Linked DNA regions of Mus musculus: region 1 is linked to region 2. Evidence: chromatin loops called from intact Hi-C (ENCODE). Cell type or tissue: heart. All regions are shown on one strand. Links, peaks and the distances in the headings refer to the core of each region. The heading gives the core; the rest is flanking DNA. Region 1 overlaps Kcnip4 (Kv channel interacting protein 4). Region 2 holds the start of Gm52772 (a long non-coding RNA gene).

Region 1 (8,343 bases), core at 140-8,139, 640 kb after region 2:
GTGGGCTCCACTAAAACACTTTCTTTCTTCAAGAGGGAAAAACAGAGCACAGTCACAGTCACAGTAAAATCAAAATCAAACTCTAACTGTCCAATGTCTGGGATCTACTCACCATCATCTGGGGTCCTCCAAAGGCTTGGGTCATCTCTCCAGCTCTGCCCCTTGTAGCAAACACCTAATCTTCTAGGTTCCAGCTGGCTGTACTCCTCTGCTGCTGCTATTCTTAGTAGTCATCTCATGGTACTGGCATCTCCAAACCACTACTGTCTTCAGCTGCAACTAGATTTCACCAATAGTCTCTCAAAGGCTCTCTTCATGGTACCAAATCTCAACTCCTTTTAATGATATATTCAGTCCTGGGCCATCAATTGCAACTGAGGCTATACTTTTACAAATTGCCTTCCATGGCCTCTCACACTGTTGAGACTCAGCTGCTCCTCCTGACCTCTTCATGACTTTAAAACCTGTACCACCTGGTGACTCTTACACATTAAAAAATCCAGCCACAGCACAAGGTACAACTTTGGCTATCTCCGGAACATGGCCTCTTTGTACTTTCAGGAAACACTTCCCAGAATATTTAACCTTAGTGATGCTGGTCTCTTCTTACTGCTAATTTCATAATTCCAGCTAACCAGCATCAATCATCCCAGTAATGCAAAGTTTTCACTTTAGTAGTCCTGGTATCTTGTTAATCACAGCTGATTCTTCAGTTCCAGCTAACCAAAACAACAAAGTCTTCACAATCAAAATAGCAACGGCTTTTATAAGTCCTTAATCTCCCTTCTGAAATTTTACAAGCCAGGCCTCCATCCTTTACAGTGTTCTACACATTATATTGCAAGTGCCTATAGAATATCCCACAGATCTCTTAACACCCAATGGCTCTTCTAGGTCAAAGTTCCAAAGTCCTTCCACAGTCCTCCCCAGAATATAGTCTGGTTGTCACAGGAATACTTCACTATGCTTATGCCAATTTGTCTTAGTCAGGGTTTCTCTTCCTGATCAAAACATCATGACCAAGAAGCATGTTGGGAGGAAAGGGTTTACTCAGCTTACACTTCCACATTGCTGTTCATCACCAAAGGAAGTCAGAACAGGAACTCATACAGGGCAGGAACTTGGAGGCAGCAATGGATGCAGAAGCCATAGAGGAATGTTGCTTACTGGCTTGGTTTCTGGATTGCCCAGCTTGCTCTCTTATAGGGATGGCACCACCCACCCTTGATCATTAATTGAGAAAATGCCTTACAGCTGGATCTCATGGAGGCATTTCCTCAAGTGAGGCTCTTTTCTCTGTGATAACTCTAGCTTGTGTCAAGTTGACACAAAACCAGCCATACAGACTTGTTGGGCTAGGGTAGGAGTTACCCAAGGTGGGCCCACCTTCTCAGAGAAGGGGATGGGTAATGGTGGGGGGAACCTCTGCACCTTCCTACAAATAGAGAAAATGCCTTACAGATGGATCTCATGGATCCAGCTCATGGATCAAACTCTTCTCTGAAGGAAATTGTTCTTATCATAAATGGTTAGAGCTAGAAATAGAGAATTAGAATGAAGCGGAAGCTTCTTAAGGACAGTGGAAGCAGAAAGCATCCAAGGACAGAGTCTTCTCCAGCTTTACCCTTTCCTATCCACAGAAATCCCTGTGTGACTTTCCCATGTTCTCTGATGTAGCCCTGGAACTCTGTTTACCTTTACCTGGAACTGATAAAACTTTAGAATTCAGTTGCCCTCTTGCTGCTGTTATTCAAACTGTGATTGATAAATATTTTGTGTCTTGGGTATTGACTCCAACTTCAACTTCTGAGTGATGGAGTGAGGTTGTTTCTCTTGTTGTACCTGATGTTGGTACAGCTTTGACCATCACTATGGAAAAATGGATATCCAGAAAGTAAGAAAATATAGATAACTTCCTGAGAAATATTCCTTATTGTTTTTTTTTTCTAAGCCTGTTCCCAAAATGCTAGATGAGTTTAATTTTCTCAGAGAGATGCCTGAGAGGAGGCAATGAAGTGAAGAAGGAGTACCACTTCCTAAGGTATGGAACCTTAGAAGGAGGGGTGAATAATTGCCTGGATTTGGATTCAGTCCTGGTCTGGCCTGCTTAGTTATCTGTAATTCAACATCACAATGTGTCCATTGTCCCTGTGGACGGTGAAATATGATCTAAGATCAGGTGACAGTTATTGGTTAAGCAATGTGAACACTCTGACCTTATATCAGGACAATATTTCTATTAAAAAGGACAGAAGCCAGTAAATAACAAACGGTGGATATTATCCTGGATATGTAGTACTCACACCGACAGTCTTGTTGAATTTACCAGAGGCATGCCAAAGCCTGATAAGATTCTTGATAGTGAGATTTTGAAAATCCTAGGATCTCTCTGACTTGATGTCCTGTCACTCTGACTCTGACTTTTGAATAAAAGAATATGTTGTTTCCTGATAGACTGAAAACCACCAGGACTCATTTCTGAAATCTAAGAACTTACAGCACGGCCTCCAATAAGCACGATCTTTTGACCAGTTCTAATGTTTCATGCCTGGGCTATTTGAGTAGTGGAAATCCTCATAGCAATGGATGTTGTTCAAGGTAAAGCACAACTTTAGGTGTTTTGATATCTCCTTCATGTAAGCAGTGAGCACTGGGTTAGTGCTGGTAGCTCCTGGGAGATCCTGCAGGCAAGGGAGCAAGTGCTGATGGAACAGCTCCTTCACTCAAGCTCTTGCCTAGCAGTGGAACAAAGTTCCAGATACAAGCAACATCCAGTTACCAGTACAGAACGGGCTCAAGAAAGATGCTTTGGACAAAGAGAAAACTGAGAATGTAGCTCTGATTTTTCACTAAACTTGTTCAGTAACCCCGAGACTTACAACGCTTTATAATAAGATGGCTCAGGTTTTAGAAGGGGCTAACTAGACCTAAAAGGGTCAGACACTCTGAGAGAATAGAATCGTACTAATTCCTACTAATATATGCTAATTTATACTCTGTAACATTGCACATCTCTGAGACAGGAAAGGAAAGGCAGGAGGAGAAATCCCTGTTTTTACTTTTCATGAGCACCTGAAAGCTACATTGTGAATTGTTGTTTAAAGCAAATGATATGCTTTTACGGTTCACATCCACTGAAAGAATGCTTTCCCCATTTGGATGTTGAATATTCTAATTGTTAAAAAGTCTCTGGCAGTGAATTCCAGCTACATGTAAAAACAAGTTGTGTTTCCCTTTCCAGTTGGTATGTTTCTAGGCTCTTAAGTAACTGTTGATTTTGCCCATGTGCAAACATCAGTTGGCCTCACATGGTCTGACCTTCTCTTAACTCCATTCACAGTTCTCTAAAATGATTCCTGTTTTCTCAGTAGATACTGTACAGTACAAACACATATAGAGCTTTTACAAAAAAATCTAAATTATTTTATTAGAGTCAATAGCCCCCTTTTAAAATTCTACTTGAATTTCTCCACAAGCTAGTATCAGTTCAGGGTACATTTTTGTTATAGGAGAATATGTCCTCTACACACCAAATGACCTATAACAGTGTTCTCAGACTTTCCATTGTTGTGACCTTTGGATACAGTTCCTCATATTGTTGTAACTCCACAACCATAAAATTATTTTTTTTTTGCTATATCTTAACTGTAATTTTGCTACTCTTATTAATCATAATGTAAATATATGACATCCAGGATATCTGATATGTGACCTGCAAACAGTTCACAACCCAGAGGTTGAGAACTGCTGCCATAGGAGGTAACATCTTCACTTACTTATAGAAATAACTTGTGAAAGAACGTTTTTTTCCTCTATCAAGTAGATATTTTTCAAACAACTCCTTTACTGCCCTCTAAAGCTCAGGAATAGAATAACAGTGTGAGCTCTACCTTGTAGGTAGAATTTTATTCTATGAAATAGCTAGAACTAATTTAAAGATATGACCTTATTCTGGGTAATATGTCCATGGTTAATTACAGAAAATATGTTACCAACTTCAGTGGTAAGCATCATTATCTGCAGAGCCATCCTTTTTTGTGATATATTATCAGGATTAGAAAAATGGACTTGTGTGCTGTCCTCAGTTTGGATATTTGCTCAGAAATCTTGTTCTTATAACAATGTTTGCTTATTTTAGTTTTTATGGGTTATTGAAGATAGAAAGCACAGTACTTAACATCATTACTATCCTTTTCATGAGATCCTAGTTGCTCTGTGACTGTTTGGTTACTTGTCTACTGTTGTAATAAGAATTTGGGAGACAAAATTTGGAAGTGTGACGAAAGGATGGACCATCTAGTGATTGCCATATCCAGAGATCCATCCCATGATCAGCTTCCAAATGCTGACACCATTGCATACACTAGTAAGATTTTGCTGAAAGGACCCAGATATAGCTGTCTCTTGTGAGACTATGCCAGGGCCTAGCAAACACAGAAGTGGATGCTCACAGTCAGCTATTGAATGGACCACAGGGCCCCCAATGGAGGAACTAGAGAAAGTACCCAAGGAACTTAAGGGAACTGCAACCCTATAGGTAGAACAACAATATGAACTAAGCAGTACCCCGGAGCTCTTGTCTTTAGCTGCATATGTATCAAAAGATGGCCTAGTCGGCCATCACTGCAAAGAGAGGCCCATTGGACTTGCAAACTTTATATGCCCCAGTACAGGGGAACACCAGGGCCAAAAAGGGGGAGTGGGTGGGTAGGGGAACTTTTGGTATAGCATTGGAAATTTAAATGAGCTAAATACCTAATAAAAATGGAAAAAAAAGAATTTGGGAGAAAGGCAACTTATAAATGAAAGCCTTTGATGGTTGGCATGTGTGGTAGTGGATGGTGACAGGAACGGCTGAGTTTGCCTGTTAATCCACAAATAAGAATCAGAGAGAGAGATAACTGGGAAGCACACAAATCCTTTGAGCCTGAAAAGCCTGCCCCCCGTGACCCTCTCCAGCTAGACCACACCTCCTACTATTTTAAACAGTTCCACCAACTTGCAAACAGGAAATCAAACGTATGAGCTTTATGGGAACCATTTTCATTCAAACCACCATACACAGTGATCTTAATCCCATTTCAATACTGTACAACAGATATTGTTTTTATTCCAATTTCACAGATGAGAAGACCTGGGTTTCCAGACACTTATGCAACTCTGACACATGTTTATATGGACTCTCTTAGGCCTTGGAGTTTATGGCATCCCTTTGATGGAAGAAGATTCCTCATACTTAATTTTTATGTCTCTTATAATAAAATGAAACCTCGGGAAAGCCATGCAATAGATTCCTTACCAAAACAAAATCCCATTATAATGAATTTAATTATTAATAGTTAAATCAGAAGAAAGGAAACAAAAATAAAACAAACCACAAACTCAAGCACAGAAATATACCTACATCTATTCTATTAATCTTTTACTTTCATTTTGAATCTCAGTAAAGTTGACAGTGTCACATATGGCAGACATATCTTGAAGCTCACCAAAATGTCACAAACCTTCTTTTATACTCTAGATTTTTTTTTTTTTTTGCCAGCAGTGACTATTTAGTCCTGGATCAAATTTCAGGCAAAGGAGAAGTAACATGGACACATCTAGGATAATTACATACAAGGAACACATAGAGATTTGTTTCCTCCCCTAGCAATGAGGAATATGGAGCCTGAACTGGACCAGGTAAGTCCTCCAATGGAGGGATTGGAACACCAATCAAGCCACAAAAGCTTTGACCCAAAATTTTCCTGCCTATAAGATGTGCTAGGGTAAAAGTTGGAGCAGAATTTGAGGGAATGGCCAATCAATTACTGGCCCAGACTGAAATCCATGCCATGAGAGAGAGGTCACCCCTGCAACTAGTAATGATATTCTGATATAATTACAGACAGGAGCCCAGCGTAAATGTCATCTAAGAGGCTTCACCCAGAAACTGAGGGAATATGTTGTAGAGACCCACAGCCAAATCTTGTGGAATCCCTTTAGGGGTATCCTATGGAAAAGGGGGTTGAGGATTAAAAAAGTTAGAGGAGTCAAGGACAACACAAGGAAACCTACAAAATCAACTAACCTGGGGTTATAGTCTGAACTGCCGACCAAAAAGCATGGGTGGACCCATGCCCTCTGCACATATGTAACAGATGTGTAGCTTGGTCTTTATGTAGGCCTCCTAAACCAGGGGCAGGGGCTGTCTCTGACTGTATTGCCTGCCTTTAGATCCCCTTCCCCTAACTGGGCTGCCTTGCCTAGCCTCTGTAGAAGATGTGCCTAGTCCTACTGGAACTTGATATGCCAAGACTGGCTGATATCCATGTGAGTGTTCCCCTTTTCTGGGGAGAAAGGAGAAAAGTGGTTGATAGGGAGCAGGTGAGAGGGAGGAACTAGGAGGGCAGGGGGAGAGGAAGCTGTAAAGTAAATAAATAATTAATAAAAAAATTACATAGGGTTTAGGGAATTCTACTTCTCAACATTTTGCACCCCTTCAAGGAGAAAACTGAGAGATTTGACAAGCCAATTGAGACAAAATTAATATCGTTTGCCCAAAGCAGACAAACCAGCCTAATTGTTCTCTCTCTCTCTCTCTCTCTCTCTCTCTCTCTCTCTCTCTCTCTCTCTCTCCCTCTCCCTCTCTCTCTCTCTCTCTCTCTCTCCCTCTCTCTCCCCCCTCTCTCTCTCTCTCTCTCTCTCTCATTGCTAAAAATGAATAGGAATATGCTACTTCTGAGCTTTTATCTTTTATCTGCAAAATGAAGACTAGAATTTCACCATTCTCAAAGCTTATTAAAAGAATTAGAATTACTGTTTGTAAATGCCTCCTGTAGTTTATGTCTCCAAGACAGCATTAGCTACTAGTAGTTGAAGTTCAAGAGTATTGTTTGCTACATCCACAGGAAAAAAATCTATACTCTGCTTTGTCAATGGTGTCTGGATTATTTGTGTGACTTTCTTAGGCTAATGAAAAGCATATTAAAAGGGACTTGGCATTTTAAAGGTGAATCTTGCTTTCTTTTCTTTCAGATACAATGGCAGTATTTTAGCTATTTTGAAACCTAAAGTGATTATGGTTTAGATAGCTCCTAGCATTTTATTAAAGTTTTGAAGATAACAATGAAGATAAGATTAAAGGGACAGTAGTGTTCAGGCCACCACATACAAGCCATGTACTTCATCAACCACTGACCACTGACCTGTGAAGCTGGTGATGGTTTGCAACAGTGCACTCAGGGACATCTTTTAACCAAAGCAAAGTATGGGTTAAAATAGTACAATTTCATTTTTTTAAATTAAAAAAATAATCGATTTAACTAATTTTTCTATGATAAAAAGGTACATAGAGCAAATGCTTAATATTCACAGTTGCTATATAAAGGTGCTCTCGGTTTGACAGAAAATTCAGCTCACAGTCCCAGGCTTTTAAACTATACTGTAGGATGCTCCTTGAAATGCAAATGTAACTGGATTGCAGCTTCACTGATGAAAGCTCTCTGAGACTCTAATATCTAACTAGAGAACTATTCATCTCCATTTCAATGGTTAATTTTTGATTTTGACATATGAAAATCATGTTCATACTTTTTACCCATTCTAGAAGATTAAATAGCTAGGTGGTCTATCCTTATTACTTAATTTTTACCTTCCACAAAACTCACTTTTAAATGAACAAACCATGTTATCATGAAGAACACCTTTCTTTGCAAAGTTATGTTAGTAAATCTGCATTCCTGCCATGCCTCCTTGGAGAGTACAGAACAGAAAAAAAGAAAGAAACTTAAAACCTCATTACTTGGCATGTGAAGTCTTAGGATCATGCCTTTGGTGTTAATGGAGTTTGATTAAAGTCTGGTGGTTTACAAATACTTATAAAGAGATACCTCTATCCCAGAAGTAAACTTTTTTTAAAGAGAAAATAATTTTTGTGGTTTGTTTTGTTTTCCTTTGTTTTCAGGATTTGGTTGCCGTTATATAGCCCACATTGCTCACAAGCTCATTCTTGCTTCTCTTGTTTTCACCTTCAAAATAATGAAATTACAGGTTTTTCCCAACATGTCTGGTTAAGTAACATCTTTTTCTCTCTCTTTTCCACCTTGCCTCTTCTCTCTCTCTCTCTCTCTCTCTCTCTCTCTCTCTCTCTCTCTTTCCTAGCCAACAACACTGTCTCAAAGTCTCCCTCCATACTACAGGAAGACATAATGAGCATAATGAGAACAGAGCCAAAAATCTCTCTTTAAGCCAAATAGAGCCCTGATCAGGAAGCCAAATCTTTCATATTCTGGATTCTAGAGCTGTGAGGAAATGAATTTATGTTATCTGATCCATTCAAACTGTGGTTCTTCAATATAACAC
Region 2 (8,343 bases), core at 169-8,168:
GTGTTTATTTACTTATTGCCGCCACCGAGATCATTATGCAGATCTTATTATTTGAAATCACTTTCAGGTTGGCATGACATCAACCTAGTAATACTGAAACAAGATCAATAGAATAAAAATTCACAGGAACTCCAGTGGAGCAATAGGGACACCAACAAAAAAAGTTTTACCCGCAAAACTTTTGACCTGAAAAAATTCATCCTGTCTATAAGAAGTACAGAGAGTGGGGATGGAGCAGAGACTGAGGGACTGGCCAACCAATAACTGGCCCAACTTGATACCCATCCCATGGGCAAGCATCAATCTCTGACACTGTTAATGATACTCTATTATGCTTGTAAACAGGAGTCTAACATAGTTGTCCTCTGAGAGGCTCCAACCAGTCTGTCTCAGACAGATGCAGACACCCATCCAAAGGTGAATGGAACTTGGGGATTCTTATGGAAGAATAGGAGGAAGAATTGTGGGCACAGAAGGGGATAGAATCTTCATAGGAAGACCAGAGTCAACTAACCTAGACCCTTGGGGCTCCCAGAAATGAAAACGCCAAACCACCAAGAAAAGGACACACATGGGCTGAACTTAGGGCTCCCTGTACATATGTAGCAGATGTGCAGCTTGGTTTTCATGTGGGTCCCGAACAACTGGAGTGGAAACTATCCCAAAATCTGTTGCCTTTGTGTGGCATATGTTCTTTTAGCTGGGCTGCCTTTTCTGACCTCAGTGGGAGAGGATGTGCCTAGCTTCACAGAGTCTTGGTGTGCCACGGTGGATGGATACCCTGGGGGAAGCCACCTGCCCAGAGGAGTAGAGGAAGGGGGGATGGAGGAAGGATTGTAAGAAGGGGTGACCTGGAAGGCGGCAGTAATATCCAACATATATAAAGAACTCAAGAAGGTGGACTTCAGAAAATCAAATAACCCCATTAAAAAATGGGGCTCAGAACTGAACAAAGAATTCTCACCTGAGGAATACCGAATGGCAGAGAAGCACCTGAAAAAATGTTCAACATCCTTAATCATCAGGGAAATGCAAATCAAAACAACCCTGAGATTCCACCTCACACCAGTCAGAATGGCTAAGATCAAAAACTCAGGTGACAGCAGATGCTGGCGAGGATGTGGAGAAAGAGGAACACTCCTCCATTGTTGGTGGGATTGCAAGCTTGTACAACCACTCTGGAAATCAGTCTGTCGGTTCCTCAGAAAATTGGACATAGTACTACCGGAGGATCCAGCAATACCTCTCCTGGGCATATATCCAGAAGATGCCCCAACTGGTAAGAAGGACACATGCTTCACTATGTTCATAGCAGCCTTATTTATAATAGCCAGAAGCTGGAAAGAACCCAGATGCCCCTCAACAGAGGAATAGATACAGAAAATGTGGTACATCTACACAATGGAGTACTACTCAGCTATTAAAAAGAATGAATTTATGAAATTCCTAGCCAAATGGATGGACCTGGAGGGCATCATCCTGAGTGAGGTAACACATTCACAAAGGACCTCACACAATATGTACTCACTGATTAGTGGATATTAGCCCAAAACCTAGGCTACCCAATATATAAGATACAATTTCCTAAACACATGAAACTCAAGAAAAATGAAGACTGAAGTGTGGACACATGCCCCTCCTTAGAAGTGGGAACAAAACACCCTTGGAAGGAGTTACAGAGACAAAGATTGGAGCTAAGATGAAAGGATGGACCATGTAGAGACTGCCTTATCCAGGGATCCACCCCATAATCAGCATCCAAACGCTGACACCATTGCATACACTAGCAAGATTTTATCAAAAGGACCCAGATGTAGCTGTCTCTTGTGAGACTATACCGGGGCCTAGCAAACACAGAAGTGGATACCCACAGTCAGCTAATGGATGGATCACAGGGCTCCCAATGGAGGAGCTAGAGAAAGTACCCAAGGAGCTAAAGGGATCTGCAACCCTATAGGTGGATCAACATTATGAACTAACCAGTACCCCGGAGCTCTTGACTCTAGCTGCATATGTATCAAAAGATGGCCTAGTCGGCCATCACTGGAAAGAGAGGCCCATTGGACACACAAACTTTATATGCCCCAGAACAGGGGAATGCCAGGGCCAAAAAGGGGGAGTGGGTGGGTAGGGGAGTGGGGGTGGGTGGGTATGGGGGACTTTTGGTATAGCATTGGAAATGTAAATGAGCTAAATACCTATTAAAAAATGGAAAGAAAAAAAAAAAAAGAAGCAGAAGCCGGGCGTGGTGGCGCACGCCTTTAATCCCAGCACTTGGGAGGCAGAGGCAGGCGAATTTCTGAGTTCTAGGCCAGCCTGGTCTACAGAGTGAGTTACAGGACAGCCAGGTGTATACGGAAAAACCCGTCTCGAAAAGCAAAAAAACAAAAAAGCATAAAACGAAAAAAAAGTAGAAAGTGGAGAGGGATCGCATATGAGTGATGATGTCCATCTATTTCTGGTTTCCACATGCTGTGTGCAGATGCGCATATGTGAATGAATGCACACTTTGCCCCTTCTTGGAAATGGGAACAAAACACCCATGGAAGGAGTTACAGAGACAAAGTATGGAGCTGTGACGAAAGGATGGACCATCTAGTGATTGCCATATGCAGGGATCCATCCCATAATCAGCTTCCAAACGCTGACACCATTGCATATACTAGCAAGATTTTGCTGAAAGGACCCAGATATAGCTGTCTCTTGTGAGAATATGCCGAGGCCTAGGAAACACAGAAGTAGATGATCACAGTCAGCTATTGTATGGACCACAGGGCCCCCAATGGAGGAGCTAGAGAAATTACCCAAGGAGCTAAAGGGATCTGCAACCCTATAGGTGGAACAACAATATGAACTAACCAGTCCCCCAGAGCTCTTGTCTCTAGCTGCATATGTATCAAAAGATGGTCTAGTCGGCCATCACTGGAAAGAGAGGCCCATTGGACTTGCAAACTTTGTATGCCCCAGTACAGGGGAACCCCAGGGCCAAAAAGGGGGAGTGGGTGGGTAGGGGATTGGGGGTGGGTGGGTATGGGGGACTTTTGGGATAGCATTGAAAGTGTAAACGAGGAAAATACCTAATAAAAAATAAATTAAAAAAGATGAAAAGATAAAAAAAATTTTTTTTTAAAAAGTCTCAACAGAAAAATTGGAGTGTTTCCATCAAAATGAGTAAAATATCCTGAGGCTGATATTCATATGAATAGGAAGGTGTAGTTGGGTGGTTTTGCAAACATTTGTTTCCTCAAAGTTGAACTTTTGCCTTCTAGCACACGAGCTACTTCTGAATCCTTGCTAACTTCATTAGACCTGTCTTTGATGAACTTCTAATATGAGCTTAGACACATTCCTCACTGGCTATGACAATGCTATTGAATGATTCTCCACTTCCGGTTGTAAAAAAATCATCCTAACCGAAGCTATAATCTTCTTGCAATTTTATTGCATCACATAACAGAATATGAAGACAAAAAATGAGTTCATGTTTTGAAATAAGTTTGGTAATGGTTTTTCCATCAGTGATTATCAAATAGATGGATAGAAACAGTTGAATTGTTTTGGGTAGATTCAGAGTTTGAAACACCTGAAGTATAACCAAAGAAGACTTGAGGGAGGGTAGGGGCTGGGCCAGATGAAGAAAACTAACTTTTAATGATTGCCCATGGTTTGCTGGGCACTGGGCCAGGCAGTGGAGAAGATGTCGTGTTCTCATTAAATCCTCATAACAGGTAGAGGAGGCAGATATTTTCCCACATGGTTTGCAACAAATGAGCTCAGTATAGGTTAAGGAACTTTGCCATTGTTAAGCAGAGGTTTAATCAGGGGCCTGAGATTTGAACTGGAGTTGGAGAACAGAAATTTAAATTTAACTGAGTTTTTTCATAAACATTAATTGTAACTATGAAAGCCAAAAAAAAAAAACATTGGATAATTTTATCACACTGCCTTTGAAACCCATGAATTCACTAAAACAAGAATAAGTTGTTATTTGTTAGACAGTTATTCCACTTATCTGGACCTGGGGCTGCAGGGACAAATCAGCAGGCAGATCCATACCTGCCAAGAGGCTTCCTTCAGCCTATTTCATTCTTGCATATTGAACACATACACACAAAGATCTAAGAAACTAATATTCTGAAACTTACTGGGCAGAAGACTGTGGAAAAGCTAGCTTTTTATGTCTGCATATGCATGTGCTCATTTGTGAGACAATACATGGCAAATGTGCATACATGTGTGTTGGGTGCACATGTATTCCTGTGTTTCTTTAGTCTCTCTTCTCTTATTACCAGCTGCAAGCTGGGGTTTCCTGGAGCAGCCCTGGGACTCTGAAGATTGGCTGTATGTCAAATTCGTGTTTATCCTGATGCATACATTCTGCCTATTGTAATGACTTGAGAAACTTTTATTTTCATTTGCTTTCTCCTGGTGGTTCTTCATGATTCTGAAGAAACAATTTGCAAGAGGGTCAGAAGATTGCATTACAAAGAAAGTCATTCTGCAGGTATGTTATTGTGCCCTGCCTCCAGATGAGAGTGCTACATGATGCCAGGCCTAGTTAATTTCAGCCATCAGCAACAGAACTCTTCACAGGGCTCTCTGCAGCTCAGGTGACAGTTGCCCTGGAACATTCTTTATGGTTTAATGTCATGTTGAGGCACAAGGGGGCAGTAGTGCCCTCTATGTTAACTGGAATCACAATTGCTGGGCCTTATTTTTCAGGGTTTTTCTTTCCCTAAGCCTGATGTATATCCAGCTACATTTCTTGCAAGAAAGCTATTTGTTCCTTAAGAAATGTATCAGTGAGCCTTGCTCCTAAATTGAATACCTAGAGAACTTAACTGTTTTAATGATAGGATGCCAGAGACGTTATTTCATACTTTCTTGATTATTACAGGGGAGCAGCTCAGCCTAAATGTATGTTCATCTTCTGGTGCTAGAGCCACAATTGGCTTTAATGACATTAATAATAATAATTATTAATAATAACAACAATAGTGGTGGTGGGAGGTCTTAGAAACAAGAAGAAAACTGATACAACAACAAAAACAAATTACAAAATTTGAGTGTGAAAATACTGTGTGTGTGGAGTCCCACCATACAGGCCTGCTTCATTGTTTTATTAGGAAGTAGTTTTAACCTTTGAAATTGGTATGCACATCTGTGGTTATTTACCAATGAGATTAAAATGAAGATAAGTCATACACAAACTGCAGCCACTTGGTATTGGGAAACACTGAAGCCATAGGCAGAAGCGGAGTGCAAGTGAATGTACGCTTCTGCTGTCTGCTCTTGTCTTCTATTCTGAAATGGGTCTTCCTAGCCCAACTAATACAGTCCAGGTAATCCCTCATAGTGATGCTCAGATGCCCACCCCCAAGGGGAGTCTTGACTTTGGATCTGACAAGATGACAGCTCACATTAACTATCAAAAGTATGTCTATATATTGGGAATGGAACCCAGGACCTCACTCACTGAGCCATATCCCCAACTCTCTTCAGTGTGGATTTTAGAAATATAGTCTGTATGGGAGGTCATGAAAAGTAAGTCAGAATTAAGGCAATAAATATTGCAGAGGAGGGCCTTCATGTGCAGCTTAGCTCTATTTGATAAGGTGAACACAAGCTGAGCATCGTCATTTTGTGACTGTGGTGATGAGTGCAGTGAGAAACTGTGGAAGGGCTAAGCCTGGAAGAACTCTAGAGACATCCAAAAGCAAGTGACTTTTAAAACCTGTAGGATACAGAGAAGCCAAGAAGAGAAAGATGAAAATCTGTGATGTGAACATCAACTAAAGAGATGGTCAATGTGTCCAACTGTGATGATCTCATACAGGTAACTCAAGATCAGCCATTCTTAAGGTGAAATATACAGTTTGCTATCAATATGTGTTAGATCTACATCTATGAATTCAACCACATATAGGGGACAGTTACACCTGTTATATAGGCATTTGGGGAGAACTGAGGGATCAATTGCATAATGTACTCAGTAAAAGTTCCAGTCCCATTAGATACATAGAGTAGTTCATTCATTCATTAGAATGGAGTTTCTAATTCTTTCATAGTATTTACTCCATGTATAATTATTTAGATCCGACTCTGCATGAGGCTGTCTTTAAAGAGAACCAACAGGAGTGGAGGGCAGGCCCGTCCTTGCCCCCTGTGGATTCTTGCTTCTCCTCAACTATCATGTTCTGGCAGAAGGTGAATTTATCACAGCTGGATAAAAGTGTTAGAAAATCTGAGAATCAAGATGTCTTCCTCTCATCTCCAAAGTTTGAAAAAAAAAAAAAAAAAGGCAAGAACACAGAGAAAACCCATTGCTTTTCTTAATAATATAGCTAACTCAGAATTGTTGATCTCTGTGTAGGAACTATTGTTGCGTCTGTTTTTCACTCCTATTAATGACAATGGTCGTAATTATTTTTGTGATATGTGCATGATTGAGTTGATTTTGGTGGGTCTGTTTCTTGCTGAAAGTCCTACTGGGGCATCCTTGATGATATTTTCAGAGTTAAATATATCATTAGGACTTAAGCTGTGGTAAGCAATAATAAGTTACAATTGCTCCAATTCTTTGCTTCAGTCTTTGATTGCTCAATTTTTAGGGATGTTGAAAAGCCATATCTAAGACTACTATTTCAGAAGTATCTTGAACTATATGCATATATAGAAGGAGTATAAATGGAGTTATGAGGGCTGGCAGGACTGGAGGCTATGAGAGGCAGGTAGCTCACTGCCTTCATATATTTACCGCAGGAACTGAAGTAGTAAAATCCTCTCTTTCTGTTCATTAACTACAATAGTTTAAATAGAACATATGCACTGGTTTATTGAATACATAAAAGTTGACTCCCCCAAAATACCCAGGGAGACTAGGCATATAAAAGAATCATTCAATAACTCAAGCCCTACTACTTCTGCTTCACAGCTGCATGTTTTCATTCTAAGAGCCTATGTATGCTCAAGACATTTATTTGCAAATATGGTAAAATTATTATTCCAATCAGCAAGAGAGCCTATTTGAAACTCTCTTTGGATGAGTCTGGGATATCAGCTCTTTCTCTAGGGATGCATACAGCTGAAGGTTTTATGTTCTTTACACACAAGGAAGAAAAACCAACAGTTCCTTGTAGTCACTCCCAGATACTTTTATTTTCTCATTTGTCAGTTGTTAACCTCACTGCTTCTCAGAAAGGGACAAGTATCTGAATTTAAATCATCATAACATTACACTTGGTTATCTCTATTGGAAGATGAAAAATTCAGGGGTGGTGTAGTCCTTACATAACCTCTCAACACACTGCCAACCTCTTCTGCTTTTCTATCCCCTAGGATCCCTAGGAAGATGAAAAACAGTTTCTCTGATTCTTAAAATGTTTAGCTGAAAATGGACACTTTTTGTCAAAGCAAAGAGTTGGAGCAATGGCAGTTTGTGTATTGTTTCTTACCACCCTTCAGTTTGCTCAACTGATGTGACTTTTTAAGGGACATTTTCCTAGTCCTACACTTAGAAAATGATTTGGGGGTGGGGGCTACTATTGTTCTGCTAAATAAATACAACAGTAAAATGATTTCTAATGATATATTGCTATATTCATAAATTAGGGCATAAGAGAAGTTTCACCTTTCAGTAGATGATAATTACTACAGAGACCCCCAGCTGGAGAATGTGTAGAGAGTGAGAGCTTAGAGCACTCAGTCCTGAGTCAGGTGTTTTTATCTTACTCCTTACTTCAAGGCTTAGGGATCTTCGTGTAAAAGAAAAGTATAATGGAAGAACCAGAAGATTGGAGATACAGGGAGAGAAGGAGAAAGAAAAGGAAGGATGGAAAGGAAGCTGAGCAGAAAAGTCAGAAAAGTCGTCATTCCTCACGAGACTGAAATTGGCCCAAGGCCATCATGTGACTATACCCTGATCCTTTTCTGGAGCTATCAGGTCAGCAAATGGGGCCAAGAAGTGGGAATGGGTGGGTAGGGGAGTTGGGGGGAGGTTATGGGGGACTTTTGGGATAGCATTGGAAATGTAATTGAGGAAGATACGTAATAAAAAAATATTAAAAAAAAAAAATGAGAGTAGTTTGAAAGCTTCCTGAACTTGCTGTTGGAATCCTGGCCCAAGTGTGTCTGCAGCTATGTGATTTCTCTCTCCTTTTAGGCAAGAGAGACAACTGTTCTTTTTAAAGTACAGTAAAATACTATGACTTGAATCTCCCCCCCCCCTCAAGGTGGTTCAAAATAAAGTTCACCAAGATAGTGTTAATTTTGTTCTTTGATCTCTACAAGATTAAGTAGAATAAACACAGTGTTTTTCCTTTCCTATTGATCAGTTTTAGTGTA

The links. Hi-C counts contacts between places; a loop is a spot of excess contacts. Peaks named below come from ENCODE experiments on the same cell type or tissue, not always from the same donor. Only the 100,000 strongest peaks of a DNase experiment are listed, where the experiment ranks them.
Region 1: it touches region 2 in a loop (10-fold over the local background); 10 of 42 quality-filtered maps call a loop at or near these places.

Annotation. Positions count from the first base shown.
Region 1 is chr5:49,061,996-49,070,338 of GRCm38, forward strand. All of the region lies in intron 1 of Kcnip4 (Kv channel interacting protein 4), which reads right to left. Among named protein-coding and RNA genes, the nearest start is that of Kcnip4, 460 kb to the right of the region's middle. In heart, for the core only: a CTCF peak has its summit at 3,857; no DNase peak of the experiment used is centred there.
Region 2 is chr5:48,426,004-48,434,346 of GRCm38, forward strand. All of the region lies in intron 3 of Kcnip4 (Kv channel interacting protein 4), which reads right to left. It overlaps Gm52772 (a long non-coding RNA gene), which reads left to right and starts at 3,937. Exons shown (of 3, transcript XR_003955741.1): 1 at 3,937-4,504; 2 at 7,745-7,942. In heart, for the core only: a CTCF peak has its summit at 4,670 (motif pointing right); no DNase peak of the experiment used is centred there.